Linked DNA regions of Mus musculus: region 1 is linked to region 2. A link is a loop called in an ENCODE intact Hi-C map of the cell type or tissue named here. Cell type or tissue: left cerebral cortex. All regions are shown on one strand. Each heading gives the region's core, and the rest is flanking DNA. Links, peaks and the distances in the headings are about the cores only. Region 1 has its middle 46 kb from the start of Tnfsf13b. Region 2 has its middle 45 kb from the start of Myo16.

Region 1 (16,328 bases), core at 5,897-10,896, 56 kb before region 2:
GAATGACCCAAATTAATATTTGCAGCCCACGGTCAGATTGCATACCATAATTAATTCTTTTGTGCTTCCATTAAGGACTGTAAGACCTGTGGTGAGTCCTACGAACTCCATGTCCAATTGAAAGCCCATTTCCCTTGACATTTCAACTTTCGATGTTCTAAAGGCTAGTAAGGTCACCTATCACAGTCTGACCTATAAACAAACCCGTGGGCCTCATGTCCCTCCCATCCACGCTTCCTTGTCATTCCAGGACCCAGGACACCCAGGACAGCACTCCCTTCTTGCAATACCACACACACCATGCCTTCTTCTCTGTATCCAACCATCGAGCACTTAACACTTTCTTTTACACCAAAAATATTTCTGCAATGAATCATGAGATTGATTCTTCTGGTTTCTATCAATAATCTTGGAAAATATGCATCCAAGCATACATCATCTCCAGTGAGCAAATATTAAAGACACTTTCCTACGAGAAAGGTTGCCATGAGCCTGGCCTGTAGGCAACAGGATATTTGTGGTTGTTCTCTTTTTGCTTTGAGTTGGACTCCTTATATCTTGAAATTGGAGCATCTTTGCCCTGTAGGAGAACAGTGAGTGCAAACATAGGCATGTGGACAGACATCAAAAGCCGCACTTCTGGGAGGTCAAGGCTCTTGTCTTGGCCAGTGTAGGGCTCATTCTGACTTGGGATGCTCATAGGTTGTTATTTCTCTCCCTGAGTTTCTTCTCCACTATGCATCTGTTTGGAGATTTTTATTCCTTATAGAGACACAGAGGCAATGTCTAGGGTTCCTGGAAGCTCTCAGACTTGACCACATGCACTTATGCACTTGTTCTAGGAAATAAATTAAATATGATACAAACAGCTTCCCACTATTACGGACTTTGTTGAACTTTCCATTCTACACACTGTACAACAGAAAACTCACACTGTGGACAGTAGAACATGTTTCTCCTGCCAGGGTTATGAGCTTATATAGGAAATATTTCTCAATCACTTCATGTGTGGAATTTGGCACTCACTCGTGCACAAGGATAAGGGTAGAGTGACAGTTATCAGAAGCTGGAATGGGGCAGAGCTAGGCATGGACAAAGGCTGCTGCATGGTACTGAGCACATGTGGTGTGCACATAGTATGACTATGGTGAGCACAGTGTGTGACTGTGGTGTGCACACAGTGGAGTGACTGGTGTGCACATAGTGTGACTATGGTGTGCACAGTAGTGTGACTGTGGTGTGCACAGTATAGTGATTATGATCTTTATAGTGGTGTGCACAGTGGAGTGATTGTTGAATGCACACTAGTGTGACTATGGGATGCACAGTAGTGTGATTATGGTGTGCACAGTAGAGTGACTGTGTTATGCACAGTAGTGTGACTGGTCTGCACAGTGGAATGACTATTGTGTGCACATAGTGTGACTATAGTGTGCACACTACTGTGGCTGTAGTGTGCACATTAGTGTGACTGTGGTGTGCACACTAGTGTTACTGTGACCGTGGTATGCACACTAGTATGACTATGGTTAATAATACTCTATGGAGTATTTAAAAGAATCTACAAAAAAGAATCTGAGCATTTTTACCACAAGGGAAAGATAAACATGTAGACAGACAGGTTTGTGTAGGTGGACTTGGACATTCATAAAGACTATGTGTATTAAAACAACACAGGCTCTACATAAATGTGTATAAAGTTTATATTTTAAAAGACACTGAATGGAAAATATTTTTATGTTGGACTATAGTTAGGTCAAGGGGAGATAAATATTTTATTTGCCTCATGAATATTTATAACTGAGGGGTGTAATCCATATAAACCCTTTGCTCCCCAAGTTGCTTTTTGCCAGAGGTTTTATCACATCACAGGGTGATCCAAGGACAGAGTGGAGGAGGATGGTGCTGGAGGTGGAGGGGCTAAGCACCAAAATGTAGCTAGAAAGGAGCAGGTTCTAGTGTTCTGCTGCTGCTGAGGTGACAGCAGTTTACAGTGGTTTGTTATGTATCTTCTGAAGAACTGGGAGAAATGGCGTGTTTGCAGGAAGCTGGAAACACAGGTCGTCCAGCTGTTAGTCACTGTATATGAGGGCTGAAGTCTCCACTGTGCCCTCATACTGGCACTACTGTGAGTCAATTAAAAGTAGAAACAATCACTAGAGTTTCATCCTTCATAGCTCCAGACAGCACTGCTCATCTTTCTTCTAACAATGCAGCGGGATCCTTTTCTAGGAGATGCGGCACACAATCGGCCATGTCACCCTCTGTGGGGACATTCGGATGTGATGGGCACATGGCGTGATATGGGTGCTGCAGAGATGTCCAGCTTTTGCACTGAAGTCAGAGGACATAGAGACTGCCCAGGGTGGAGGTTTGGGAGCTGTTGTCGGGTGCACACAGGTGGAGGAAGGAAGCCAGGGAAAATGGATAGCCCTGTATGTGCCTCAGGGAACACACATACTACAGAAGCTGGGCTGTGTATGGGTTTGGACAAAAAATCACTTGGTGGCAGATGGGCTGATGATGGAAGGAGACAGGTTTTCTAGCTGTTTGATGGAAACAGTACATGGTACAGTCGTTGTGGGACTTTAGCAGGTACACAGGCTGAATGCAGTACTACTGTGCAGAGGGTAGCTAATGCAACATCCTCGGGAGGGCAAAGGCTGTGGGACCCCAGATAAGATAAAAAGGGGGACAGAGAGATGAATCTCTGAGTAAAGCTGTTGCCAAACCTGACAGACAACCTGAGATCAGTCCTAGGAACCCACATATGTAGCAGAAGGAAAGAACAGATTCATCCACCAAGTTGTGTTATGACCTTCGCATGTGTGCTTGACAGTCCCCCTAAATAACAGCAATAGTAATAATAATAATAAATAATAATAATGATGATGATGATGATGATGATGGTGTAAAAAGGGGAAAGGATTTATAACCAAATTCTACAATTGGTTATAAAATGAGCTATAGTGAAGAGAAATAATTTTATGTACCTTTTTGTTTGTTTACTTATAAATAAATCAAGTCCTGGTTTTCCTGGACTCTATTTGTAGACCAGAACTCACAGAGAGCCACCTGCCTCTGCCTCTGCCTCCCAAGTGCTAGAATTAAAGGTGTGCATCACCATGTCCTGAAAGAAATAACTTTGTAATGTTCCCAACCCAAGAATTGATCTATACAGAGACATTGGAATATCTGTTTATCTTAATTTGGTCACATATTATATACATCTGTCAAATGTACACACACACACACACACACACACACACACACACACACACACACACACACACTGATTACATGTATATTGAAAAGAATGAGCTATAATATGGCTGATGGTTTTCTAGCTGTCCACTCAAAACCAGTGACCCAAATCCTCTCCCTCTTCTGCCCTTGAGCACTCCTCCATTGAAGGTCAGCGTCTCACAGCCTTACTTTCTGCCTTCTGAGGGTGATAGTACAGTTTCTTTATGTTGGCTCCTGTCTTCTATGATTTCTGTTGTAATAAACACCATAATCAAAAGCAGATTGGGGAGGAAAGCTTTTATTTGGCTTATGTGTCTGCACCATAGTCCATCATGACAAGAATTCAGGGCAGGAAGTCAAGCAGGAATCGAGAGGCAGGAACTGCAGCAGCGGTCATTTAGGGCTGTTGTAAATTTGCTTGCACCTCATGGATCCTGCCCAGTCTACTTCTGTAAGCACCTCAGGAGCATCTGCCCAGGGAGGGCACTGACCACAATGGGCTAAGCCCTCACACATCAGTAATGATGCAAGGATAATAATTGTACCACAGAGTGCCCACAGGTCAACTGAGGGAGACTGCTTTTCAATTGACATTTCTTCTTTCTAGGTGACTAGCTTGTTTCAAATTGGCAAAACCTCGGAGAGATGGCTCAGCGATTAAGAGCACTGTTTGCTCTTCCAGAGGTGCTGAGTTCAATTCCCAGTAACTTGGTGGCTCACAACCATCTATGATTGGGATCTGAGTCTCTCTTCTGGCATGCAGGTGTACATACAGAAAGAGCACTCACATACCCACAATGTACCCAAATTGGCAGAAATCATCAAATCCCCAAGACTCACCAAAGCTTCTGAATGTGGTATTTCATGCATGGTTACCATCTTGCCTTTACTTCCTAAAACAGTCTTCATTCATGGCAGAGGGTGCAACTACACTGCCTTCTTATTCATTTATAAAGAGCTTTCAGGTTTAGTAACAATGAATAAGGTTTAGTAGTCCCTGAGCCTCAGAGGCAACCACATCGAATTCACTCGCGGCTGAGATAGACCAGCCAGGTGGGCAGAAGGATTCGTCTGGGCTGTGAACTGACATAGGCCAGGGCCATCTTAGTGATTCTTATTAACATGTAGATTAATGTTAATGTGAATGGCTGTGTCATTCTCATTGACCTTGGAGTCCAAACCCATCAGTTCTGGATGACTGTACCAGACCACAACCATGCGAAGACACAAGTCTGTGCTGTATTTCAGGAATCCTGCACAAAATCTTAAGCTGCAAAAAATCTTTCTGTAAATCTTCGCCCACACACTCTGCCTTGACCCACAAGCTGTACGCTGGTAATTATAGAGAATGTATGTATATGCAGCATGGTTGCGGGGGTGGAAGGACTCCTGCTTTGTCTTCGTTGTCTGCAGTTGGATGCCAGCATCTCTGCTCTGCAGGCGCTCCCTGGTTTAGCCATGGAGATTCTGCAGAGCTCTGCATTTAGCATTGCTCAGCTTTCCTTTCGAAATCCCCGGGTCCCTCAGGTCCAAGGCCAATTCCAGCTAAGTCCCCTCACTATCTCCCGTTGCCTGGTGCAGGCTTTGGCTCAGAAGAGCCTTCGGTTCGTGTTTCATAGTTGAGAAATGGCTATGTGAACGGCATACACATCTACATTAATGAGGACAACTTTTTCTTCCACTCCCGTTCTTGGATCTGAGCATCACAGGACAGGGCTCTGATAGAGGCATGGAAACATCTGCCTGTTTCATCAGAGACTCTCAGTGTGAGCGCTTTGCACTTCACTCATCTGCAGAGTCCATGTCACCTTTCAGTGATCTGTAATACCTGTGAGAGTAGAGCACTGAAGGCAGAGTCAGAAAACCACCTCTAGCAAACCCTGTTATACTACTACTGAGGTGCACTAACTCTTGGGGAATGCTCTGAAGAACTGAACCTGGCCAGGCAAAAGAAATATTGTACATGCCCCCCACCTGCCCCCGAGGATGAGGGCACAAAGTAAGTCTTTTTGCATAGGGCTGACTTTTTATGTGCTTTTCTGTTGGGGTAGGGGTATGCCTCAGTGTTTGTTTGTTTGTTTGTTTGTTTGTTTGTCTGTTTCACTCTGCAGAACCAGAAAAGAACCAATGAGGTAGGACCTTGGGGACTAGTAGACCCTCAGAAACACATACACTTTCCAAATCTGTTAGTGGACATCTATGGCTGAGCCCTGAGTCGGCTGAGGGCAGATCCAACCCACAGAAGCTTAGGCCAAAGTGTCTGCAGAGGTAAGACCTGGTACACTCCTGAGAAACTGAGGTTACAGATCCCACCCAGCTGTCAAGAATCCATAAATCACCCCAGCCCTCTAGTCTGCACTCTCACACACAGAAATGCTGACACACAGAAATGCTACTTTCAAGAAATAAAGATTTGGGTCAGTCAGGGACAGAATAATTTATGTATAATTCATAATTTTGTCTGCCTTGTAGACTCAAGTACTTTCAACTATTTATATTCAAATATACTAAATTTACACATGTATTTTCTATTTTTTTAAAGCAAGCATCTTTAAAGGAATGGAAAGTCACGTTCACCCTTTTAACTTTCCGTTCTGTATTCTCATGGGTTAAGAATGTGTAAAATTATCTCCCTGTCCCCTTGTGTCTGCAGTTTCATTTATAGGTGTTTAGCACACTTCTCCTGGGAAATGCTTAGGCTTTGCCTTTCGTTTCTGAGTTTAGCTGTGTTCCATCTATGTTCACATATACATATACAGCCTTTTATCTAAGTGCCCAATGGGTTAGGCAGCTTCTGAGACATGGCTGCATCTGCTGTGCACCGGCAAGGATGCACGTGATACCTTGCCATGGTGGTCCTACCCTTTGTGGTGACATTTTGGTTTCTAATCATTAAAAGTAGACACCCTAGTGCTACCACCTCATACGGTGACATGAAGGGAGGATAGCAGGAGAGAGTGCTGTGCTCCCAGGCAGACCCATAGCCATGCTCCTGTTGTCTAGAGCACTCTGACAGGCACCTTTTACAGTTTGCAAGTGCATATTCAAATGCTCCAAGGGGAGGCCGCACCAATGTTTTAAAATTTTGGACCATGGGATCCACCAGAGATGGAGACCTTTGGTCATCGTTGAGGGAAGTTAACTGAGTGACTATGTAAGAGCGGGGAGGCATCACGATCTTGAACAGCATTCATTTCTCCAGTGTACACTCTATTCTCTTGGGACTAAGCAGCTATCATCCAGAGCAGCTGAGTCACACTGCTCTGAGAGCTTTCCATAACTCTCTGGACTTCGGGATGCAGACTAGATCTTAGCTTCCCACCCAGGATGTCTCCCGAAGTTGTACCACCATCCTTCATTATGAAAGACAAATTACACACACACACACACACACACACACACACACACACACACACACACCCCACACATATATTTACACAAACACCACACACATCATATACACTCACATACATGCACACACACACAAACACCTCCCCACACCAGACACACTACACACACACACACACACACACACACACACACACACATAAACACCCCCGCTATACACCACACATAGTACACACACATTTACATACACACACTCACACACCACAACACAACACAACACACACACACACACACACACACACACACACACACTTCACTGTCTACACAATCTGTGCCAATGACTGACTGGTCACATCACACCATTAATAAATGGCAGTGTGTGAGAATGCAATATGAAAGCATTTCATTTCTGACGTCACAGAAGCTGGCAGCTGGCTTCTGGAGAAAACAGGAAGATAAGGAAAGGCATGAGCAGAGAGGACTGAGGTGAGGCCCTAATGCTCATAGGCTATGTTATCTGTTCGAGTTTTCTTTTGTTGCTGTGCCTAAGCTCCCTGTCTAAAAGTGGAATAGGGCAAAAAGTGTTCCTTTGGTTTCTAATTCCAGGCTACAATCCACCACCACTGCAGGGAAGCAGCTGAGAATCAGCTGCAGTAACCACACCCTGGTTTAATTTTTACACAGTAACAAAACCCCCTTGTTCTGGGACTCAGTGCAGATAAAAATTTGGTTTAACAAATGCTGCCTGAGGGATTCCTTCTTGGTGCCTTTGTTTCACTGTGATAGAAAGGTGAATGTTTGTTCTGACACTGTTCGTTTAGTTTATAGAAACACCACTTCCTTGTTAATGTTTGAACAAACTATCCCACTCAGAGAAGGGTTGTTCCCATGTCAGTCCCTCTAGAAGCCTCTCATTCGCCTGATCCAGCCAATTGATCTCTGCAGCTCCATCTCCAGACCTCTCCATCCATCGCCGAATGGGCACAGGTGACCGTGCCAATATTGCTTAACCAAGTGTATACTTCCCCCCAGGACAATCAAGTAAAATAACACTCACTTTCTCCTGAAACGACAAACTCCTTTCAGTCTACTGGTAGGGTTTGTAATGTCTTATCTTTCACTATTCCTGTATCTTTGACAATTTCTTAAATGTATTTTTATAATTTTTTATTTAAATCTTTGTAATATATTGAAGTAGATGAAATTATCTCCCCTCCAAATAATACCCATAAGACTATCCAGAGTGTCACAATTACCAAAGTTCGAGGACCTGCATCTGTCAATGTATTTGCTGTTACAAACAACAACAAAAAGCCAGAAGAAATGATAACTTAACAAAGAGTGAGTAGAGTTATGGCCCCCAAAGACTTAGTAGACTCAGATATTTTAGCAATTTATTTAAGAAGCACTATGATTGAGAAATCATTTGCTAAATATTCATTTTCAATTAGGCTTTTAAGTGGAATGTCTCATATTCACCCCAGTTGTAGTGAGCCAAATTACTTTGGCTAAATTGCTTTCAGCCTAATCAGATGCTATTTCTTAATACGAAGCCTCCTGTAACTACTAGCAATTAATTGAAGCAGCCTTAAAGATCCTCTTCCATTAGAGAGATTGTCTTCAGGGATCAGTCATTTTTATGATGTTTGTGAGAAAAAAAAAAAACCAGAATAAAGAACAGGTTCCCTACTGTCAGCTGTCAGGGTATTCCCTCGGTTCTGTTCTGCTGCTTGCTTAAGAAGGCTCAGTGGTAGAGTCATTGACTGTCATGCATGAGTTTGGGTTTAGTTCCTAAACAAGGGGGAGGGAGGGAGGGAGGGAGGGAGGGAGGGAGGGAGGGAGGGAGAGAGAAAGAGAGAGGGAGGGAGAGAGAGAGAGAGAGAGAGAGAGAGAGAGAGAGAGAGAGAGCTGCTCAGAGCAAACACCCAGATTTCTGACCTTAATCAGGAACTTGTGTGAAAACACCCTCTTCTTAGAAGAGAGGCAAGGCTCTGTGAAAGAGTACTTATTTATTTAAGCTCACTGAGAACAATAATGCCCTTTGAAAATGATGTCTCGTGTAATTTTAATATTACAAGAAACACTTTCTTTGTCAGCCACAAATTCAAAGCTTCACAAGATCATATTCTCATCATTAAAAATTTTATATAATTTTCAAGCGGCTTAATTTATTACAGGGAAAGATTAAGACCATGAGAAAATTGGGTTTCAGTCCCATCCAGCGTCTTAATGTTGAGCATAAAAGGCTTTATAGTAGTTGCCACTAGGTGGGGGCAGCACAGCAGTTGCTTCTGCTCGGAGCATCTAAGAATAGAAAGCCTTTCTTAGAGATAGAGAGGAACCACAAATCTGGAATGCTTCTGCTAATTATAAGCAGCCTCTTTGAAAGAGGAGTTGAATTTAATTACAGGGACTTCTTTCCTCCACATCACCTGTCCTGCTTAGTTAGGGAAAGCCCATACCCTGGCCCCACACTTTCTTCACTCTCTTGTGTTCATCCCTTCTCAGGGGCTGCAGCAGATGACAGCCACGCTGCAATGGTGAGTGAGGGCAGAGCAGAAGACATCTGGAGAGTGTGGGTGAGCAAGCTCAGCATAGGAAGAGCTCAGTGCTGTATCTCAGAGACAAGAGACCTGATCTTCTTTAACACTGCAAAGCAGAGATGCATTTTGATACAGTGTGCCTATTGCCAAGAAGGGGTAAGACAAAGGAAGACTTTTGGAAGGCACTTAGGACCTGACGTTCTGGATGAGAACTGACAGGACCTTGCTTTTGCTTCTGTATTCTCTCTCTCCCTTCTCTCTCTCCTCTCTCTTCTCTCTCTCCTTTCTCCCTCTCTCCTTTCTCTCTCTCTTCTCTCTCTCCTTTCTCTCTCTTTCTCCTCTCTCTGTCTCTCTCTGTCTCTCTCTCTGTCTCTCTCTCTCTCTCTCCTCTCTCTCTTCTCTCTCTCTTCTCTCTCTCCTTTCTCCCTCTCTCCTTTCTCTCTCTCTTCTCTCTCTCCTTTCTCTCTCTTTCTCCTCTCTCTCCCCCCTCTCTCTGTCTCTGTCTCTCTCTGTGTCTGTCTCTCTGTCTCTCTCCCTCTCCTCTCTCTCTCTCTCTCTCTCTCTCTCTCTCTCTCTCTCTCTCTGCACATATATATGGATCAGTGCTCAGGAGTACCCAGGAGAGTTAGATCCCCTGCAGTCACAAATAGTTGTGAGCTGCCTGACCTGGTGGTACCAGGACCCAAACTCTCTACCAGAGCAGCAAGGGCTCTTACCTTCGAGCCAACTCTCCATCTTTGTCTACTTTTGATGTGACTAAGACAACAAGGGCCCCAGCAGTAAATATAGTGTGCAGCTAGTGACAGACCAAAAACTGTGGTCACTGTTAGCGGTTTTGGTTTCCAAAATACTGAAACTGACTATGGGCTTCACAAAAAATTGTTATTCTCAATTTTTTCACACATTAAACACGGTGAACATCCACAACTGCTTGAAAGAAAATCACCTGCTTCCATCAAGGTAATGGTCTGAAGCATCGTTATTTACAGCTGTTAAAAGACAGTTGTTGTGGGCTGGGCATGGAGGAGCAGCAAATCTTTTCAATTAAAAGACAGATTTAGTGCTGGAGCAACAGCTCAATGCTTAAGAGCAGTGGTTGCTCTCACACGGATTAGGGTTCAGTCCTAAGCATCCCAACAAAGGTTCACAACTGCCTGTAACTCCATTTCCAGCAGATCTAACCCTATAGCTCACAACTGCCTGTAACTCCAGTTCCAGCAGATCTAACTCGATAGCTTTTTTTCACATGTAAAAACTTGGTACAACCAGGCACATACATGGTGCAAATTACATATGTGCAAGCAAAAGCACTCAAATGTATAAAATTAGAATAAATTAATCTTAAGACATAGAGTGGCTGAACAGATTGGAAAATTGAGGATTTAAACTGTGTATGGCAAACTTGAGGAAGTTGACCATTCTCAGCGAAAGAAGTAAGGGCTTGGCTCTCTAGACTACTCTGGACCCCTGAACAAGCTGAAAGCTTGTGTTTCATGGAATATACAGTAACGAACAATATCTTTTACTAACCATGGCATTTGGGATACTTTTTGCGTCTTCTAAAAGAAGACACATCAAGACTAAAAAGTCTAGTCCCCTGTAATGTAATCTTACCTGGAGATTGAGAAACAGGTGTTGCAACATTCGAGTCACCCAGAATTCACAAGGGTGAGTCTCAATCCAATTGGACAGACGAGGAAAGCAGATCTTGAACTTGGCCTCACACAGGGAGGCTATCATGTGAGCAAGACACTTATCTCCAGTGAAGAGGTGAACACAGGGCAGCCCTTGCCCATGCACCCTCCGGAGGAGGCTGAGGCATGCTGAGCTGACTGACTTCTCTGGCCTCCTCAACTGGAGAGAGCCACTCACTGTTGTTCCTCCATCTGGTCCTTATGGCTTCACAGCACCCCTTGCAGACTCATGAGGATCAACAAAGCTTATTCTGGAAGCAGAGGTTTCTCATAAACATTTCAAACTGAAAAGATCCCACCTAAGAAACTCATGCTATGAAACTCGGGGACTTCCAGTGAGTAGCCGTGAGGAAGAAACATTGTAGCTAGACTTAGGGAGGATGGTATCTAAGGCTGGCAGAAACTTGGGGCTGCTGGTTTCTGATACAGATTAGCAGTAGATCTCCTTTGGCTGGTGACCTCACACTCTGGCCTGCTCTCTGTTTTGCTTTCATCATTCTCTGTGGGAAGACCCTGCTGGCAGGTCAGGGAGTGTAGTTTCCATTACTCCTATGCCCCATTCATACAAGGAATAAGTTGGAAATACTTAGAAATATTCCTGTGAGTAAAACAAATTTACTTGTGTTTCTTATCCGTATGACTTGAGGATTAGATATTTCTGCGTTTGCTTTTGTGGAGACATCTGCGAGCTCGAGGTCAGGAATCTACTATTTCCAATCTTATTCTAATAAACACATGATTGAAACTTGCTAAATATCGCTGCCAAAGGCACTCTTGTCACATGATACATATAACTGTAAAGGATTCCAAGGGGTCTGAGTTAATTTTTGAGGTTAAAACTCCTAAAACTCAACTAAACACCCGAATTCTGTCACCTTTCTCTTTCTGTATGCCACAGGGTTTACGGTGTAGTGAGGCTTTGCTGAAGGGGCTGGGTACTGAAATGGGAGGAGGGAGGAGCCTCAGGTAAAGAGGACAAGGATGCCATCTGCATGCTGTGTCCTCACTGGCACAGTCGGCCTAACCTGCACTCTGGATGCGGCTGAAGCAAATGAATGATTTGAACAGGAACATAGTCCAGTATGTAACCTGGACTTGTAAGACTATGGAGACTTCCCAGCAGTGGGTGGTTTGTCAGGGTGAAAGAAAGCATTACAGGAGGCCTTGGAAGGCAGGCAGACCACATTCAAGCCACTGGCTCAGAGGAAGCAGCCTGTGGAAGCACATAAGCCAGAGGGTGGACATAACCTACTACAGACTGTGGTATTCCTTCAGATCCATCCTATTGAAAACAATGAGTGTGGCCATGGTGTGACTGTGGCTGTGGCTTCTTTGGCCCCTGCAGCCTTCCTTGACCACAGAAGGTTCTGTGCACCCGGGAGGACCTGGGGTGACAAGCAAACATCATACTCACCTGAGGCCTTGCTGTGTCTCTGCTTCAAGTGTGGTGTCTTCCTGGTTCCATGGCAAGCTCAAGTGGAATCAACCCCACTCTATATCCCAACTCTCATTTTCATCCCTCCAGAGCCCTGGCCATCTCTTGTGGCTGGTTGAGAAGTTTTCCTGTTGCCTTTAAGACTGGATAACACATCAGCAAGCATTGCTTGGCTGTCTGTTTCAGCCACGGGGGTTGCTGTACCTGAAAAGAAGCAGTTTTGACCCCACAGGTGCACCAAGCTGAGTGCAGCAGATGAGAGATGTGCGAGGAGAGGAAGGCAGGGACTTCACTTCATTCACTAAACTTGGCTGAGAAGGGAGGCTGAGAGAAGGCGGATGCCATGCCCTCCTGTCTCCCAGCCTTGGTCAGCTGAAAGGCTCTCTGCATCCGATTAGATGGATGGCTCTTTACAGTGCTCACTGCATCCTGATGGATGGATGGCTCTTCATTTAATGCTTTGCTATTTAATACTCTGGTCGCATAATTAGGTACTAAATGCTAATAACATTGACTGCATCTCATTATTTCATAATTCATTGAATTACTTACTCCATAGCCCAGGTAATCCTAAAACTATACTCGTCAAATTTGATTTGGAATTTGGCCTTGCACAAAGTTGATGTTTTGTTTGTTTGCTTGGTTGGTTGGTTTTGGTGTTTTCTGAGACAGTATGTAGCCTTGTATTGTCTCATACTCACTGTAATCCTCCTGCCTCAGCCTACTAACCAGAGTCCACTATGCTCAGCCAAAGTCAAACTTTTTAAAGTACATTATAGCTTTATTCTCTTTATTCTTTAAAGAAAATACTTATTATTTGTTTAGCGTTGTGGAAGAAGGCTGCTCACCTAATAAGGTACGTGTGGTAGTCAAAGGACAGATTAGGTGTCAGCCCTGCCCTCCTCCACCATAGAGGACCTGGGGAGAGGACTCATGTAGGGTTCTCACAGATTCTATAGAGTATGCAGCTATCAATGAGCCAGGAATGATACTGTCCTGTCTCTTACCTAGTGTCCCTTTCCCAGGGTGTGCTTGTCTCAGTCCACATTGTGCTACTGAAACCCGACCACAGGCAGCATACTCCATAGTGAACACATGTGTGCTTGCTCACAGTCCAGGACTGAGAGGACACAGCTGCCAGGGGCCTTCATAATGGGTCCTTGCATGATGAAAGATACCATGTGATCAGAAAGCACCAGTGAGAAAGAGACTGGACTCAGGTTTTCACTTGAAATATACGCCAGCGGTAACCCATCTGGACAGTGGTAGCATAAGCCCATTCAGGGAGCAGAGTCTCTTGCTATGATCTCTAAAGGCAACCCTAGGGGAATACAGTCAAATACAGCACATCACACAGGACCATCCCTTCTCCTTGAGGGCCTCTTGGGATGTTCTCAAGCTTGTGAGTCAGGACCTTGGCAGGCCTGGGAATTTTCCAGCATAAGCCTGTTGGACTTGGTCTGATGTTCTCATGAGGACAGGGGACTCATAGGTAGGCACAGTTAGCACATCATGTCCAGAGTTCATAGGAAAAGTATGATGCCTTATGATTGATGCTTCCTTTGAGCACTGCAAAGGAAGCCGCCGTCTGCAGCTGCTCAGGCCTGTGGAGACGAAGTGCATTTCCTGGAGGGTGGGGAGTTTACTTAATTGTTTGGAATTCTTCCACATGGTGGATTGATCTTTCCCCCAACATTTGTTAATGTGTAGTTAATGTATTTGCTAATGTAGATATTTAGAGCGTATGGACTCTGGGATATTTGAGTGTTTGTACATGTGTGTATTTATGTGCTGCTGTGTGCAGTTGTATTCTAATACATATGGATGCCAGAAGTCAACCTTTTATGTTGTACCTCAGGAATATCATCTGGTTTTTCTGAGACTGATTCTCTTCATTGGTCGGGGACGTGCTATTTTGACTAGGTTGGAAGGCCAGGGATCCTGAGGGGTCCACACATCACCCCCTTCTCCACAGCACTGGGATGAAATGTGCATCTCACCTCCCCTGGATTTCTACCTGGGGCCTGGGGATCAACCTCAGGGCTTCAACCTGTGAAGCAAATCCTTCCCTGAGCCACCCCCAGCCCGTAGATGTTTTTGTTCTTTAAATTACCCCACTGTTGGTCACTGGTAGATCTCTGACATGCTTCAATCGGGGATTCTCCCCCCCACCCCAATTCTTGAACGCCTTCTATTCACACACACACACACACACACACACACACACACACACACACAACCTCTTTTATATACAATGATTTACTGTCTATGATGGAAAAGCAGAGGCCTGTCTAGAATTACCCTTGTGTTCTCAAATGTCCCTTTTCTCCTCTCGCACTTGGATGTTGCCTGCACTGAGTTGTGTGCCTGCCTTGTCTGGATCCCCCGTAATTCTCACCCTTTGGAGAAGCTGATGAGGTGGTTGGCATGCATGTCTTCATACTCCCCATGTCTAGATATGGACTATCTATGGCAATTCATATTTCATATTTCTGATTAATATTCATGCTTGAACTTCAACTTATTGTTGGGGTCATCTACTTGACTTTCTCACCAGCTCTGTTTCCTTCTGCATGCATTTGTAAATCCTGCAGCTCTCCTGTGTTATTTGTTTAAGGTGAATCTCACATGTGTAGCATGCAGTTGGCTCTGTGTGAGACAAATTGAAAATACCGATTTGACTGTAGACACTGATCAGCTTCGTCATATATTTTTTGTATGTCACGTTACGTGACACTCACATTGCAGCCACATACTTACATACACTCTTTGTTCTTGCTGGTGGCACACATGATGTTTTATGGAAAATGACTGAGATATAAATGATTGCCAATTCCTGGTGGCCATAATTATTCCCTTTTAAAATCTTTCTATCCATGCTTTCTATTCATGCTCTAAAACAACAACAACAACAAAGCAAAATAGCCTTGCCAAGCCCAAACAGCTACTATAATTTGTTAAGTTTATGTGGGAAAATAATTAATAAGGCTTTTAGTAAGGAAATTTGAACATATCTGACATTTTAAAAAGTCAGTTACAAAGACAAGCAGTATCCATATGTCAATAGTTGGTTTTCTCTATATAAACATAGAAATCTAATAAAATTATAATCAAAATTCCAAGAGAATTTATTTGGCTTCCAATTGGATAAATGGTTTTAAAATGTGTATGAAATGTAAGCCTTGGGGAATAGCAAAGACGTTCTTCTGAAATCTATTTAGCAGATGTCAGCAAATACAATAAAGCTGCTGGAGTCAACTCAACATGGGGGCGCCACAAAGGTAGAGAACTGTATTTGTTTAGCCAAATAGTAAATCAGATAACATTAACCACAGAGAAGCCAGAAGCAGAGTTCAGTGCCCATGGGGTGAAATATTAAACACAAGTGGTATTTAGCTCTTCCATAGGGGTTGGATTCTCTAACAAACGGCGTCAGGCCATTGCCTTTCCATAGGAACAGGGACACTAAGACCTACCTAGGAAGAAGCTTTTAGCCTGGCCTCCTGGGTCCCTCTGCATGGGCAGGAACCGAGTGACACTGGCCACGGGAAGTTTTATTATATGCTATAGAATTCTATATCTGGCAAACAAAGAGTAAACTCGGTCATGGAAAACTGAGAGATGCTCCCCCAACATTAGATAAAAGAAAGATAACCATGTGTATGTTTTAGAAAAAAACATTGACCATACATAAAGTATTTGTTGGAGAAAATTAAGCATTAAAGACAGAGAGGTTGAGTCAGAAAGGGAAAGGCTGAGGAGTCTTAGGATAGGAGAAGAGTCTCCGTCACAGAGGGGACCACACCCTAGTCTGCTGTGGCTTGAATTCTCATTTTACCCGGGTCCTTCTCCCTTCCAGCCATGTTCCATCTTTCTTCTGCACTATGGTTCTTTTCCATTTCTGCAAATCAACTCCTCCCACTGTATACATCTTCCTCCCTCCAATGATGTCCAGTAGATGGACAGCATGTGTCAGCTGGGTGAAGCTGAAGTTTGAGGTTCAATTCCCCACTAGAGGCTCCTGAGAGGAGGTGATACTACTCACCCTGAAGACACTGTGTC
Region 2 (16,328 bases), core at 5,837-10,836:
TTGAGTGGCAGACAAAGTGGCAAATCAGAGAAAGATTTGACAGAATAGGATCTGCCCAACTCTCATGAGAAGAGAAGGGAAAGGGAAGCTACTTAAGAGCAGTGCAGAGAGGAGGAGGCAGTTTTACCAGGAGAGTTTTACAGAGACAGGGCAAAGACAGAAACAGCCAGATGTAGGTGAAGAAAGAATGAACCAGAGAAGAAAAAGGAACTAGAAGTTTAGAACAGATTGTTAGAGTTAGTTTGAGGCCAAGCAGAGTGAAAAGTCAGAGGCTGAGAGAGAAGCCAGAGTGAATCACTGTTTGGAGAGGAGCTTGAGCTGGACCAGCCAGCCTGAGTTCAGAAAGAGCTTATCCAGAAGTAAGTCTCAGAGAAGCAAAGCACTCTAGATCTAGATAAGATTGTATGGAGGATAGAAATGTGCATATCAGCCAGGCGTGGTGGCGCATGCCTTTAATCCCAGCACTTGGGAGGCAGAGGCAGGCGGATTTCTGAGTTTGAGGCCAGCCTGGTCTACAAAGTGAGTGCCAGGACAGCCAGGGCTACACAGAGAAACCCTGTCTCGAAAAACCAAAAAAAAAAAAAAAAAAAAAAGAAAACCAGAAATGTGCAGATCTAGGCCTAGGTTAGCAGACAGAGGCAGTAGGCTTGGAGACGACAATTATACAGGAAAATATAGGGTTTTACTACTATGAATAGACACCATGACCAAGGTATGTCTTATAAAGGACAACATTTAATTGGGGCTCGCTTACAGGTTCAGAGGTTCAGTTCTCTATCTTCAAGGAAAGAGCATGGCAGCACCCAGGCAGTCATGGTGCAGGAGGAGCTGAGAGTTCTACGTCTTCATCTGAAGGTTGTTAGTGGAAGACTGGCTTCCAGGAAGCTGGGATATGGGTCTTAAGCCCACAGCCACAGTGACATGCCCACTCCAACAAGGCCACACATTCTAATAGTGCTACTTCATGGGCTGAGCATATATAAACCATAACATACACTAATGCTTAATAAGGCCAAAAGAGCAATGGTAGATGGCTGGTTTTCTTGACATGTCTGTCTGTCTGTCTGTCTCTACCTGCCTATCTATCTATCTATCTATCTATCTATCTATCTATCTATCTACCTATCTACCTATCTGGCTAGAATGGAATCTAAGTCCTGAGCATGCTAGGCAAGTACTCTATCATTGATGTCCATTTCCAGCCTTGGCTACTTCTTTCACCATTAATGTTTGAGATCTGTGTCCCTCTGTAGCTCAGACTGGCTTTCAAGTTAGCCATTCTCCTGCCTTCTTTTCCTGGGTGCTAGGATTTTAGGTATGTACCATTGCACTTGAATATGACTTTAAAATCTATAATTGCCCTTCTTAGTGGGAATAGACAGTGGTCTAATTGTATCATTAATTTTCCACTTTCTAATTTGTTGTACTAAATCACATTTTCTTAGTGACTGGATGTCTGAAATGAGCTGCTGCTTTAGCTTGCACTGGTATCACATGTATTTGTGTACCTTCTCAGTAGAAGAAGAGATCATAGATAAAATGTAAATGGCCAAGAGGCTGAGTTTCACATATTTCAAAATGCCAGAGGAAGATTGGCTAGCTGGTGGTCATTTTTTTGTAACTTGAGAAAAGTTGGAGTTATGAAAACTGACATGCATTAGGGCCATGAGGAAATCACAGCTGCATAAGCATTGGCCCCACTTTAACAAGGTCATTTTACAGATGCCTACGCTTTCTGTCCAGATAGAGCTGCCTACTCCGTGGCTCGTTGGGGTGCTCACTCACATTTCTGGTTTCATATATTCACATATAAACACGGTCGAATGTTGGGCATGAAAATTACAAAATGACATAGCTTTTATTGATGCAGCTAGGATGAATTCTAACCCACTAAGTGATGGGAATTTCCCCTTTGTCCATCTGCACATCCCCTCCCCCCCCCAGTCATACAGCTTTCTGGTTCACAGGAGCCCTGAAGGCAGGAGTCTGCTAGGGGATGCGGTGACCCACATTTCTGCCTCCATCAGTACTCAGGTGCTGTTTTCTGTCTGAGTCTTTTTACCTAGAGGTGGCAGAGAAGGAGAAGGAGCCTCAGCCAGCAGATCCTGCCTCCAGGACACAGGCCTCACTCCCCTGCCAGGTATCCCCTTGTGTTCTCATGCTTTGGGAAACACAAGGCAAACCCATCAATGTGTTTAGTCTTCCCCAGTAGCTGGAGAGGCTGGGCACTGATACCCCCCCCCCCCCCCAAAGCCTGGAGAGGGGCTGAAGAGCTCAGTTCCTAAGAGAATTACAAATCCAGATACTTGCTGGGAACAACAAGAGAAAGAGCCAATTGGAAAAACCACACTTAACTATTTAAATCCTGTGTCTTGGCCCCGATGGAAAAATATTTAAGCCTGTGAAACTTAAATCCGGTAAAAATGCTCAAGGCAAGAATGAGTCAGGGACTTGTCTAGTTTAAAAGTACATTTTAAGTGATGCAGGGCACCCATGTCAAGAACAAGCCTGTGTTTGGAAGCCAAGAAGGCCAACGAGCAGAGATGCAGCCAGCCTAAGCTAAACAGTGTCCTTCATCAGCGTTTCTTCTGGGAAAGAAGGTGCTGACTGCCAAGTCCTATTCAAGAGTCTATAGTAGGTTACGGAAGACTCTGCACTCAAGAAAGGAGGCTGCAGGTAACAGGTGACTGTGTTCACACAGTCCCTGTGAATTTGTTTCTCTGAAAACACAGCATTGATGCGGGAATGGCTCAAATTCATCAAGCAATGCTTAAAATATTCCCAGTTCCCTTCAGAATTTGGGTACCTAGAAAGCAGGTGCAGCCGCTATCATCTTCTAAATCAAGGTAATTTTCAAAAAGAGCACTAGTGTTTATCCTTGTGTTGTCCCCACGGTGTCTCCTATCACCTGTGGTCTGTAAGCACATTTTTTTTTTTAATGTTTAAAATACGTGGAAGGAGCAAGCAGAGTTTACACAAATATTATTCTGAAGATAGTTACCAAGACTGTCTGGGGAAGCTTTACACTGGGGAGAAGGAAAAGTGGAACATTGGCTGAGACTGTAGGAAGGGTTTGCTCTTTTAGTTCTGAGGGATTTTTCTTCAGTTATTTTGTCTCTTGCACTCTCAATCAGGAACATTACAAACAGGTATATGGTATGATTTGAAAAGAGGAAGATGGGGAAGAAGAAGGAGGAGGAGGATGGGGAGGAGGCAGGGGGAGGAGGAGGACAGGGAGGAGGAGTAGGGAGGGGAAGAGGAGGAGGGAGAAGGAAGGGGAGGAGAGGGGAGGGGAAAGAAGGAAGACTAAGAGGAGGAGGGGAAGGGGGAGGGGGAGGAAGAAGTAGGAACTGCAGGCAGTTTGGGCACTTGAACAGGGACCTGGGCAGGAAACCTCACAGGCAAGAGGGCTGGAGGCAGGTCAGGGAAGGCTAGCTGCTCCTCTTTCACATCAGGGGTAAGCAAGTGTGAGCAGAAGGGAGGCAGGGATGGAAGGAGGGAGGGAGAGAGGACAGAGAGAGCTCCCAGTAGGTCCCCTGTGGATCCTTCACTCTCTACCTGCTTCTTCTCCTCTTTATCTTCTGCCTCCCCGTCATGGTCTCCTCCACTTTCCCATAATGCCCGCTGTGTGACATTTTCTGAATAGAGTCCATTCCCTGCAGCTAGGGCAACAATGGCATATCAAAGAAACACCTATGGTTGGGATTAATCAACAAGATTATTGAGGCTACTTGCAGGGGTAATTCAATCATCACAAGAGGGTACACATTGGCATGCAACCACACAGCAATGACCTCATTTTTGTTTATCTCACCTAAACAAAAACAACAAGATCTGTTCTGATTTTCTCCAATTTAGCTCATGTTATCCCACAGAGTCTCACTTAAGACCTGTGCTGACCTTAAGAACAAAGACCACAGGGTCTCTACCTTACCCTCACGGTCTGGTGACTACTTTCCCTATACCCTCCATTGCTAAGCATCTGGGAGTCCTGTAGTTTTCTATCTTCAGTTCCTCATTCCTCATCTGTCTTTAGCTCACTGCATTTTGTTTCCTGCCCTCACTCCATCACTGAGGCCAATGATCTCTTGACAGACATACCAATCCTTGGAGACCTTGTCAGCTCATACTGAGCGCTGTGTTCAGGCTGAGCCACCTCTGGATCTTCACACCTCTCTGCCAGACTACTGTGTGACATTATGACTTGCTACTTGGTTCTTCCCATGATAACACAGCAAAGGGGGTGGGGTGCCCATGCAATGAATGTGTGTCATCATGCAAGTCTCCATGTTAACCTAGATCAGAAGCACTAGGAAAGAAACAAGGAACTTTGGGGGTCTTGAGAACCTTAGTCAACTGCAAACAAAAAGTGGGGTTCTTCAATCATGTGCACAAAGACACTTACAGTGGTATCAGCAAGCTTGGGAGCCATGGCCCAGCTTCTGTGGGGGAACCTAGCCTAGCCAAGGCTTTGGTTGCAGCTTGTTGAAATCCTGACCAGAGAACCCAGCTGGGATATGTCCAGACTTCTGACTCCCCCACACAATGAGGATTTGCTTTACATCAATAGAAATACACAAGCTAAGGAATATTTGTACTTCTTTTTTTTTTTAAAGGATTTTTAAAATTAGGTATTTATATTTGTACTTCTTAGTTGTTTTCTCTTTCTTGATCTTCCCATTCAAGCTCACTCCACCCCCATGATGTCAATGCTTCTAGATTTCCCTGCTTATCCCAGGAACTCCATTCATGGCCTGGAGAGTAGGCTGCTTTTCTCTCACAGTCCTGTCAGAGGTAGTAATCATGGGGGGTTGACACCCTTACCTTGTTCCTCTGTATGCAGGAATGTCATCCTTACCCACTTATCTATCTCTCATCCAAAATTCCAATAGCAACACCATTCATGGCCTCATTAAGCCCATGTTGGTTGGTTTTTAAGTTCTAAGCATTGCCACACTCTTCCCTCTTCTCTGTCTCCTTGGTTTGGGAAGTAGCCCAGACTTTTTCACTATAACATTAAAGCCCAGCTCCCCTTCTTTGGTCAAGAACATACTTCTCAAATGCATGCACTGTCATGACAGGCTACAGTGTGGGTTGGTAACAAGAGTGAGATACCTCTCATGAAGTCTTGAAGTTTTTATCTACCAGACAGGAGAATCTGCTCAGTAGGGAAGAGCACCATAGACTCTAAGCAGGGCCTCTTGAAGAGTCAGTCCGCACAGACTGAAGCTAGAGTCGCATACACTCACTTTCCTTCAAGCACCGAATGAGTTGGATGTCTGATTTTGACACTTTCTGTCTATTACATTGGAAACCATTCTGACTATGGAAAATGGATAATTTTTCTCATTTTTTTGATAAAATCTAAATTCTGTGTCATTCTTCAAAACCCAGGCCTAGTGCCAATATTCTTTAAAATTAAACTCTGCTCCGTAATACTTTGTAAAGTCTTTATTTTAGATGTTATGCTAACTTTGAGGATAATTATTACCACTCACTGCATAGAATGCTTTAAAGTCAATGATTTCTGACTTGATCATTCTGCATCCCCATAGCAGAGAGCCCCCTTTGGAGCTGAAAACACCGACATACAGAATTAATTAGTTGGCCTCTCAATGTGCCAGTCTGGAGCTTTTTTCCTAGATGTCTTGTTCCCAAGATGTTTGCATCTTGGGCTGGATAAATTTACATCCCACATAAGTCCACTCGGATTCATGTGCCTCTTAGAGGCCCTGTGTGAATGCCGAGGTAGTGACTGCAAACTGACTACTGAACTTGTACTTTTGTGAGCTGAAGGTGGAGGGATGAGCTGCAAGGCTCCTTGCTAATTAGAACTCCAAAGATTTTGGGGAAGTGCAATGTTCTATGTACAAAGCCTAACTGGCACCTATCCTGGGCTCCTTTAATCCCCATCTTACCCACCCTTCCCACCTCGATGTCTGATACCACATCCTTGTGACTATCAGTGGAAACATTCTGAAATATTTTAATTTATTAGCTTCAAACCAACCAAAAAGCTAAGAACCCAGGAGATGGTGTCTGAGGCCAGCAAAAGATTTTCTGCTTTTCTTTCACCAAGGAATTTGAAATTGTCTTGATTGATAATTTGGGGATAACCTATACCTGTGTTTAGATTTGTGCTCACTCATATTTGTCTCCAGATAAACCATCTCCTATTCCCTCTGAAGAGAGAGCTGTGTTTTCTCAGGGATACAGTGTTCCACCAGGAGGGCAAGCTTGTGTCTGGTGGACTCTCTTCTGTCGGGAAGACATTGATATGGTCATCAGGTTCATGAGGACAGTTCACTCAGAGGTGGCAGGGTGAGGACCAGAGAGAGGGTGGACATGGAGTTGGGCAAGGGCACACTTGCATCCATGGTTTACAGGTGTGTTTCAACATCTTTAATTTTATACAATGCTTTTACTCTGAACCCATCAATAGGCTTTGAAAGGGAAAACTAAATCTATCTCTTGGTGACTATGGTAAACATCATTGTTGATGAAGACACGAAGATGAGGGGTTTCCTCCCCTCTTCCCATCCTGCATGGAAATTTGCTATTATCAAAGCATCCTTTTTCAATTCTATTGTACTTCCCAACGGTACTGATTGCTCTATGATGATCCAGGCTCAGGGCTTTCCTTGCACTGTGGGTTCTTATGCCTTCATAGTGTCTTTCTCTATGTCAGGTAGAAGCATCTGATTTTGCCAAAAAGTTACTCCTAACAGCAGTGGAATAAGCATGTTCTTTAAACAGAATATGTTTAGTGCTTATTACGAATTTGCTTTTAATGATTTTGATTGGTTATGTATACCCTAAAGAAACTAGATAATCCAGATGAATGGGAAATAAGACAGCATAATTGCTTGTGTAGATTTTATATCTCTTATCAGGCAACTCTTTAAAACGAAATAACATCAAGAGAGAGAATGAAACAAAACAAGATCTTCTATTCATTAGAAAGTCTATTTGAAAGGATACAAGCAGGTCACCTCTTTGTGACCCTGTAGATGTGAAGTGCCCAGCAGAGGAGGGTATGCAGAGAGAGGATGTTTATTAGTGTCTGTAGAGTTAGTGGAGGTGGAGACAGATTGATAATACACAGTGTTTCTTCCAAATGATGAGAATGTTCTAGAGTTAAATAGTAGTGAGGTATCTCAGTTAGGGTTACTATTGCTTTGATGAAACACTATAACCAAAAGCAACCCAGGGAGGAAAGGGTTTACTTCATTTACATATCCTGAGTTGACAAAAGTCAGGGCATGAACCAAAACCAGGAAGAAAGCTGGATGCAGAGTTCATGGAGGGGTATTGCTTGCTGGCTTACTCATCATGACTTGCTTAGCCTATTTTCTTATAGAACCTACAATCACCAGCCCAGGGTGTACAACTCACAATGGGCTGGGCCCTCTTTCCTCAATCACTAAGAAAATGCCCTACAGGCTTGCCTACAGCCTGATCATATGGAGGCATTTTCTCAGTTGAGGTTCCCTTCTCTCAGGTGAATCTAGCTTGTGTCAAATTGACATAAAACTAGCCAACACAGAAGGATTACAAGACTCTGAAGGTACTGAAGTACTGAACTGTAGCAAGGTGAGGTTTATGGGATATGAGTTACTTCAGAAAGATGTCATGTAAAGATGGTGTATCTGCATGTAGTCTTCAACATGCTTTGGTACTAAAACCTTAGTATTTTCAGATGAATGTTATTATTCATTATTTGGAGAACACACTCAGTATATACATATACATATGCACATGTGCGTGCACATACACATATACATATAAACATGCACACACACACACACACAGGCGTTGTATCACTTGTGCATATTAGGAAACACTTGCCCGGAGGCCCAAGCTCTGCAAGCCCCTCTACTCTGAGATTGATGAATTTGTTTACTTTTCGAGGATGGTCAAAGTTCAACTTTAGCAAACAGAGAAATAGCAAGAGGATGGCCACTCATCAGCACAGAACATAAATTTTCACACATAACTCAGAGGAACCCAGTGTATATGCTTGGCTCAGGGAATGGCATTATTAGAAGGCGTGGCCCTGATGGAGTAGGTGTGTCACTGTGGGTGTGGGCTTTAAGACCCTCATCCTAGCTGCCTGGAAGCCAGTATTCTGCTAGCAGCTTTCAGATGAAGATGTAGAACTCCCAGTCCCTCCAGCACCATGCCTGCTTGGATGCTGCCATTTTCCCACCTTGATGATAATGAACTGAACCTCTGAACCTGTAAGTCAGCGCCAATTAAATGTTGTTCTTATAAGAGTTGCCTTGGTCATGGTGTCTGTTCACAGCAGTAAAACCCTGACTAAGTCACCCATAACTAGAGCAAAGGAACAGCAGCATGTGGGGGAGGGGTCCTCAGCGTAGGCTAAGAGCAGCATTTAAACTAAGTAAGTCTCACAAACCTTGGTTCTAAGAAGGAAGTTGTATATTTTGGGGTTTACACTAATTTAGGAAACTGCCAGTGTCTTTTCTGTCTTAAGAATTCAGCTAAAGTTAGCTCCTGTCTTTACAGAACCTGAATGTATTATAAAGTAATATAATTGTCGATCATTTGATATGCCAAATTTACATTTCTTCTCATGCACTGATCTTTTAAGAACCTATCGGATAAAGAAATATGAGCTAACTTCCACATCCAGGATCACAAAACCCGAATAGTGTAGATGGTGCTAAAAATCCCCCATTTTCTCTGAAGCTCAAAGAGTGTCAAGCTAAAACACAGCTCACACAAGACAGCAGGTGTGGCTGATGCAAGAAGAGCCATTTATGTCTTAAAGGGAGCCGATTTTATTTCAGTAGCTAGCGCTTAATGTGTGAATGTTTATATATATATATATTTTAAGACGTTGTTTAAATGCAAGTGAACAAGGAACTGAGAATATCTTACAGTAGGAACATACTTATATCTAAACTGCCTCTTTTTAAGGAAAAACTGTTAGAAATGTTTGATTTGTTAAGCTTAAGGGAATTTTACAGATTGTAAAATAATGGATTTCAAATAATTTATAGGTAAGTTATGGTTACTGATAGCACTGAAACTCCCTGTGTTACTCAGGTCTCTGGAGAGGCTGCAGTGGCTGTTGCCCTTGGTCTTGCTGATGTCTGTCCTTCAACAGCTGACTGAACTTGCCAGTTGCTGAACTCAAGGCACCTAGATCCCCAGACCCTTCAGTAAGCAGATTCCAGGGACAGCATATGAATCCATGTAAATTTTATTTTAAGATACCTCAAAGAAAAATATCCAAGTGATATTTTAGCAGAAGTTTATAGATTAGAGCAGTAGTAGGAGTGAGCAGGGGTAATGAAAACATCATATATATAGTCAAAAGTGGAGGTCTCACAATGACATCGTTGTCAGGCATACCATGTAGTTTGACTGTATTCTTGCCTCACTGACCTCCTTATCTGTTGTACCCATGTAGCTCCTTCCTCTCCCCAAACAACCCCTCTTCTATTTTTACATTGTATTTATATATTATATTAATATATTATATTATTATATTATATCAGACACTCCACATATGACAGACAGAATGACTTATTTGCGTTCTAGGGTTTGGTTTATTTTACCTAACTTGGTGATTTCTAAATTCATTCATTTCCTACAAAGGGTCTAATTTCTTTCCTATTTTGGCTGAGTAAAATCCAACTGTTTATATAAACTGTATCTTCCTTACCCATCATCTGCCGGCTGAGTCTGTATGTTGGCTGTAGTGAATAGTTCTGCAGTAAACATGGGTGACAAGGTGGCTCTGCAGGTGGCTGACTTCGATTCCTTTGGGTATATTCCAAGGGGTCCCAGGTAGGATCTACTCTTGGGTTTTTGAGAAACCCCTGCATATTTCCATATTTTACATATCAGTTTACACTTCCAGCAGCAGCATACATGGTCCCTATCTGCTCATACTCACCCTTCATCCTTGCCAACATTTGTGTTTTAATGATAGCCAATCCCACAGGGCTGAGACTTGAGTGTTTGGTATCTGGTAAAATTTAACAGCAGTTCTAGCCACACTGGCCTTTTCTCAGAGCACCGGTGAGTGATAGCTTACTACCTGATCAACATGATGGCTTGACACAGGCATATCTAGGCGTTCACACATTGGTCCAATTTTGATTGGTCATATGTGTCTAGATACTTAACCACTTTTAGATTTTCCAAGTTATTGCTGTATAGATCTTTGGAGTGTTTCCAATAATTCTGTCAATTCCAATAGTATCAGCTTTTTATACTTAGTTTTCTAAAACTAGATCTTCTCCTTCCTTTTGGCTAGTTTTTCTAGGATTTCTCAACCTTGTCTATTGAAGAACTGGTGCTCTGGTTAATTAATTATTTATATCATTGATAGTCTTCTGGCGGCATAGAAATGACCATGGTTACTATATGCATATCCTAGGATGGTGCTGTTTTCACTGTAACTACGTGTGCCCATTATACATGGCCAACTAAGCAGCTCCATTGCGTTGTCCATTTGCTTGTGCAGTGTGCATTTATGATTGTCAAGGCTGAGGAAAAAGTTATCAAAGAACTAAGTTGGAGGCTGAATGAAGAGCCTTCTGTGTAAACTAATAAGCGAAATATTTGGTGCTTACTATGAAGGTTCTATGCCTCAGTATAGGGGATGCCAAGCCGGGAAGCAAGAGTGAGTGGGTTGGGGAGAACGGGGAGGGTGGAGGGGATAGGTGATTTTCAGAGAGGAAACTAGGAAAGGGGATAACATTTGAAATGTAAATAAAGAAAATATCTAATTAAAAAAAAAACTCCAAAACTTTAAATAAACACATGGATACCAGGCAGGTTTCAGACTCTGATACCTCCTCCAGAATAATATATGGTGTTGAAGGAAGGATGTATCTACCTCATCATTGTATTCTTGCTGTCTCCAAAAGCATAGTAGAAACTTATCTGGGGAATTAATATTGGCATTGTTGAACAAGTTTAATTGGAAAAAGATTTAATGCATCTTTGGCCTTCTATTATTTAAACACATTGTAGAATCTGTAACTAGAGAATGCAAGAAATATTGCCCCAAGCCTTTTTACACCTGTGAGCTGCCTTCCACCTGTATCCTTTGTATTTCTTTGGGAATTGTCAAGATTACTAGGGATCATTTGAGAAATCAGCTCACAGCTACACACATTTTCTCCAGGGAGAGGCCAATTTTACTGAAAACCGTCTTTTTAAAGATTACTTCAACCCATACTATTAAAAAATATTTCTCACTTCTTTTTAGTTTTTTAAAATTTCATATAAATTATTTTGATCATAATCAATCACATCACTTCTACAACTATCTCAGATCTACCCTCCTGCCCACAGATCTACTCTTCTGCCTACAGATCCACCCTCCTGCCTGCAGACCCACCCTCCTGCCCACCTCCCCAAATGATTTGTCTTCTCATCTCTCCCTAGACTCAAGTCATTGCCTCTGAAATACCTGATCTTTTATTCTGCTGGCTGCAGAGTGATAGGGACAGAACAAAGGATGTCACCCTCATTGAAGGTCTAGCTAGGACCTCCCTAGTCACTCACACTGGCTTGGAGGTTAGCTCATTGTCAAAGGACGTGGGAAACCATTCCCTACTCCACAAGACAGAAAGGACACTTGATGCTAAGCCTTCAGTAGCCAGTAACCACAGAACCCACATTCCAAAATCAGACAGCTATGCCCAAGGGCGGAGACACAGTATTCCTCTAGATCAGAGGTTCTAAACCTGTGTATGACAACCCCTTTGGGGGTTGCATATTGGATAGTTACACTGTGATTCATAACAGTAGAAAAGAATTACAGTTAAAAGTAGGAATGAAGTAACTGTATGGTTTGGGGTCACCACAGCATGAGAAACTGCATTAAAGGGTCGCAGCATTAGGAAGGCTGAGAAGCATGAGCCCAGAGGGAGGAAGCCTGACAATTTGTAATCAGAACAGTTTTTAAGGCAGTTTTCAGCAAGTAAGTAAAGAAACAGTTTTCTGGAAAAATTGAATTGGGCTAAGAACAAATGCAGAGAACAGGGGAGATTAAACACATTTTTAATGAAAACATGGCAGGAAAATGTAATAGAATAAATTCCCTTTTTATTGTTTTTTCTTGTTGGTGGTGGTTTTTTTATTTGTTTGTTTGTTTTGTTTTGTTTTGTTTTGTTTTGTTTTGTCTTGCTTTGTTTTGAGACAGGGTTTCTCTGTGTAGTCCTGGCTGTCCTGGAGCTCACTCTGTAGACCAGGCTGGCCTCGAACTCAGAAATCTGCCTGTCTCTGCCTCCCAAGTGCTGGGATTAAAGGCATGCACCACTGCTGCCCAGCAAATTCCTTATTTAAACTACTCAAATAATTCCATAGAATTCGGGTAATGAACACAAAATCTTCAGTTTAATTAACTGTCCGGAAAAGGTAACTAATACACATGAACTGGACACGAACACAGGAACCATGAAATAATTTAGTGAAGACACAAAAGAACAATACATAAAACAAACAGTGAAGACACACAAAGGAGATGACAAGAGTTCATGGGATTATGTTGCCAAGAATGATAAAAATGGGTGGATAGAAAATTCTCCAGGAAAACACATAAACCTTAAAGCTGACCCAGAAAGTATTTAAATACAAGCCAGAAATTATAAAAATTTATAAAATAGCTTCCTCTTATTAAATTTACAGGTCACAAAGTATTAATGCATCCAAAAACACAAAGGACCACCGTGACTGAGGGTGAAAGTTGATAGAATATCTGCTTGGGAACACTAAGAAGGAGTAAGGGTTATAGTTCTGTCAGTAAATTGCTTGCCATTTGCAAGCATGAGGACCCAAGGGTAATCAGCAAAATTCACGGTAAAAAGCCGGGTGTGATTGCATGTGCTTATTATTCCACTGTGTGTGGGGAGAAATGGGGGCGCTGGGGGATAGAGACAGGCAGATCAGTGGGGCTGACTGGCCAGCCAGCCTGGCTTACTGGGTGAGCTATGAGAGACCCATATTCCAAAGACAAGATGGACAGCACTAAAGAGCACCAGCTGAGATCATCTTCCCATTCCCACAACATTACAAAACGAACACTGAAGTTTAAGCAGTCTTCAGAAAGTCCTTCCTCCCTGCCTCTCTCTGCCCTACCCACCTCCAGGATAGGCATAGAGGAGATTTAACAATTCTTGCTCTGTTGATTTAGATACCAGGCCTGTGCTCAGCTAGCTCTTTGCTTACTCTAACCACAGATGCAAAGTGTCTGTGATGATGGCAAAGCAGAAAATGTGAGTCTGTGTGCCTGTGGAGAGATTACACATACAGTCCTCACATCTCTACTTAGATAGCCCCCAACTGGAAATAACACACGTCTGTATCAATAACAGAATAAAGAAAACTTGTGGGGTGTGTGTAGACAACAGGGTACTCCCCAGCAGTGGGAGGAAGACGAAAAGGGATTGCTGCTCATGGAAAAAATAATCCCACAGAAACGGAGAATAGAAATTAAAGACTAGATATGAATGATAATACTCTATATAGCTCTGTTTTATAATATGCATCAGGAATAGGACAGAGGGAAAATGCACCAACAGTGAGTGGAGTGTGTGTGTGTGTGTGTGTGTGTGTGTGCATGCTAAGCAGCAAGGGGTTGAATGAAGTCTTGGGGCTGCCGATGGACTGTGATTTGATTTGTTTGGTATTTACACTATTACATGGAGAGAAAGAGAGAGGAGGGGAGGGAAAGGGGTAAAGGAAGGGGAAGAGAGGGAGAGGGGGAGAAAGGGAGAGGGGGAGGGGAGTCAGGGAGAGGGGGAGGGGTGAGAGGGCAAGGGATAGAGAGAATAGTGATGGCTAGAGAGTCATAGAGACCTCATCTGCTTGTTGGATTCTTATGCCAAGCACAAGGTTCTCATTTGCTCGTTTTATTCCAACAGTCAGACTATAGCAAGAAAAGGGTGGGAAGAGGCTTGGCCAAAGCTTATACAATGGCCACAGGGCAGCAGTATGTCTGCCAGCATGGGTGCTTCCAGAGATGGTGTTAGAGAGAGACATAGAGAAGGGGAGGACTGGGATTTCCCACATCACATGCCTGTCACACACAGTTGATTACAACTCCCAAATCATCCTTCCAACAAGTACTTCCACGCACTAATGCACGTGTCACGTGACTATGGAACAATCCTTATTTTCACAAGAGGTACTGTGCCTACTATACTACCTGTGTAACTGTACTCCTCCATGCCTTATTTTACAAACCTTCCTGGGGCCATTTTACACTCTTCCTTAGCAGTGTGTTTGAGGTTCATCCTGCTTTGTGACTCAACTGCCATTTTAAAAACTCAGGTAGGCAGCTCATTTTGTCATTGTCAGTTAAAATTGATGTCTGTGCCTGGATTCCAGCATATCTGTGATTAGATTAGTAGTTATATTAGAGCACTAATTTCTACACAGGAAATAGGAAAGGTATGCATTAAATTTTGGTAAATATTACCCTGTTCCTTCCAGACAACTTGTGAAAACTTGCACTCCCACCACTGCACCAGAGTCTGTTTCACCCCAATTTGCTCCCGCTATGAAATGAATCACCAAACTTTATTTGATAGGTGGGAAGTGTGATAACACCCTGGATTTCATTTTCACTTCATTAATTATACTGGCAGCTGAGAATAGCTATGTCTTTAAGTCAGAAGGTTTGAGGATACCTTTGTCCTGCCTCTAGTATGGCCAGCTCTTAGAAGCTGATTGGTTATTTTCTTACTGGTTAATGGAAGATAGGTGGTAAGGATATAATTAATCCTTTGTAAAAGTGTTTGAGTAGCTTTTGGGGGTGTACCCAGCTCTCTTGACTCTGTGTCCTTTGGCCATTGATTGTTAGCTTCCTCTCTAAGCCACTATGACACGACACACAGAGGTACAGCAAGAAGCCCTCTAAGCATTCTGGGTAAACTGGCTGGATTCGGGGTATTCTTTCTGTAATCCTGGTGCGTGGGTAGCAAATAACTTAGGCGCTTACTGTTTTATTGGTGCAAACAACTCTAGAAATCTTTCTTGTTTGTGGCACCGCTGTTCCGAGAGTCTTTTGTGCATTTTTAATTCTCTGAGTCATCAGAGCCACCACTCTGTTTTATGTCACTATTTGCAAAAAGTACATGGGTTTAGAGAAATTTTCGGCACATTTTTTTTTGTATAATCCACTTGCCAATAATTGCTAATCTGTGTTTGAAGGTGGGCGATGCACACATGGGATCTTGTGGAGATTCATATAGAAGAGAGTTTGATCATCATTATGTGCTGTGAATTGTTATTGGTCATTCAAGATAATCTACTTCGGAGTGTATCTTATCAAACCTCAAAGCTCTTAAAATATCAGCCACTTGACTTAGGACTTAAAATTTATTAGAATATATAGGACAAATTCTAATTCGTTATGAGCCTTCAACTGTTTTTATAACTGACACTAGTGATTTACCCCTCTAAAACCTGTTTCCTTCCTAGCTAACTTCTAAAATTAGTATTTGCAAGTCTTGTCTATTTCAGTCTTGTCAGCTTTCCTTTCAGTAGTCAAGTTTCTGAGTTAATGGCCGTCTATTGTACCGGGAAGCTCCCATGAAGTCTGAGAGCTGTGTATACTAATATGTGCACATAGAGACATGAAGAGCAACTTGATGTTGTGTTCATTTAGTGAAATAGTAGCAGAAGGCTCCCCCATGGCCCTGCTAGCTCCTGACTCACTATGTGTTTTGGTCAGATTTATGGCACCAGGCATGCATTTCCTCCCGTGGAGTGCACATTGGTAAGAACCTAAAAGGAGCATGTTACAGGTACAACTGAACTCAAGTTGAAGACTTCAGCTGAGGTCAGTGGACCGTTATGAGTGAGCTCATGGATTAGTATGATTTTTACAATTTTCCTGATATATGTGCCCCTCCTTGAGTTAAATAAGAAGTAAAAGTATTTCCACATAAAACCAAAGCAACCAAAACTAGAAGTCAGAAAGCAGAGTTCTCTTCCCCCGACCCCCGCCATGTTCTGAAAAGCAGATGCCAGAATCATTTTAAGAGTTCTACCAACATAATCCATCTGTATGTGCAGGGAGGAGCTGGCAGCTACCTCAGGGTGAGCACAAGCTGTGGTGTGCATTAAGAGCCAGGGGTGGTGTTCTGCTGACAGGCACGGCCTTTGTCCAGCGCTTGCATGAGTGAGGAGAACCAAAAGCTTTGACTTTATGAAAGAAAAGTGAATGAAATCAAATAAAGGCCAGTGAAATGTGTGTGTGTGTGTGCAGGGATGTGTATCTGTATGTGTACGCAGGGGTCTGTATCTGTGTGCAGGTGTGTGTGTGCAGAGGTGTG

What was found. Peaks named below come from ENCODE experiments on the same cell type or tissue, not always from the same donor. Only the 100,000 strongest peaks of a DNase experiment are listed, where the experiment ranks them.
Region 1: it touches region 2 in a loop (2.1-fold over the local background); 2 of 42 quality-filtered maps call a loop at or near these places.

Annotation. Positions count from the first base shown.
Region 1 is chr8:10,044,774-10,061,101 of GRCm38, forward strand. No RefSeq gene overlaps it. Among named protein-coding and RNA genes, the nearest start is that of Tnfsf13b, 46 kb to the left of the region's middle. In left cerebral cortex, for the core only: a CTCF peak has its summit at 8,857 (motif pointing right); DNase peaks (open chromatin) are centred at 5,978, 8,934 and 9,105; H3K27ac peaks cover 779 bases.
Region 2 is chr8:10,100,351-10,116,678 of GRCm38, forward strand. No RefSeq gene overlaps it. Among named protein-coding and RNA genes, the nearest start is that of Myo16, 45 kb to the right of the region's middle. In left cerebral cortex, for the core only: no CTCF peak of the experiment used is centred there; DNase peaks (open chromatin) are centred at 8,401 and 8,721; H3K27ac peaks cover 484 bases.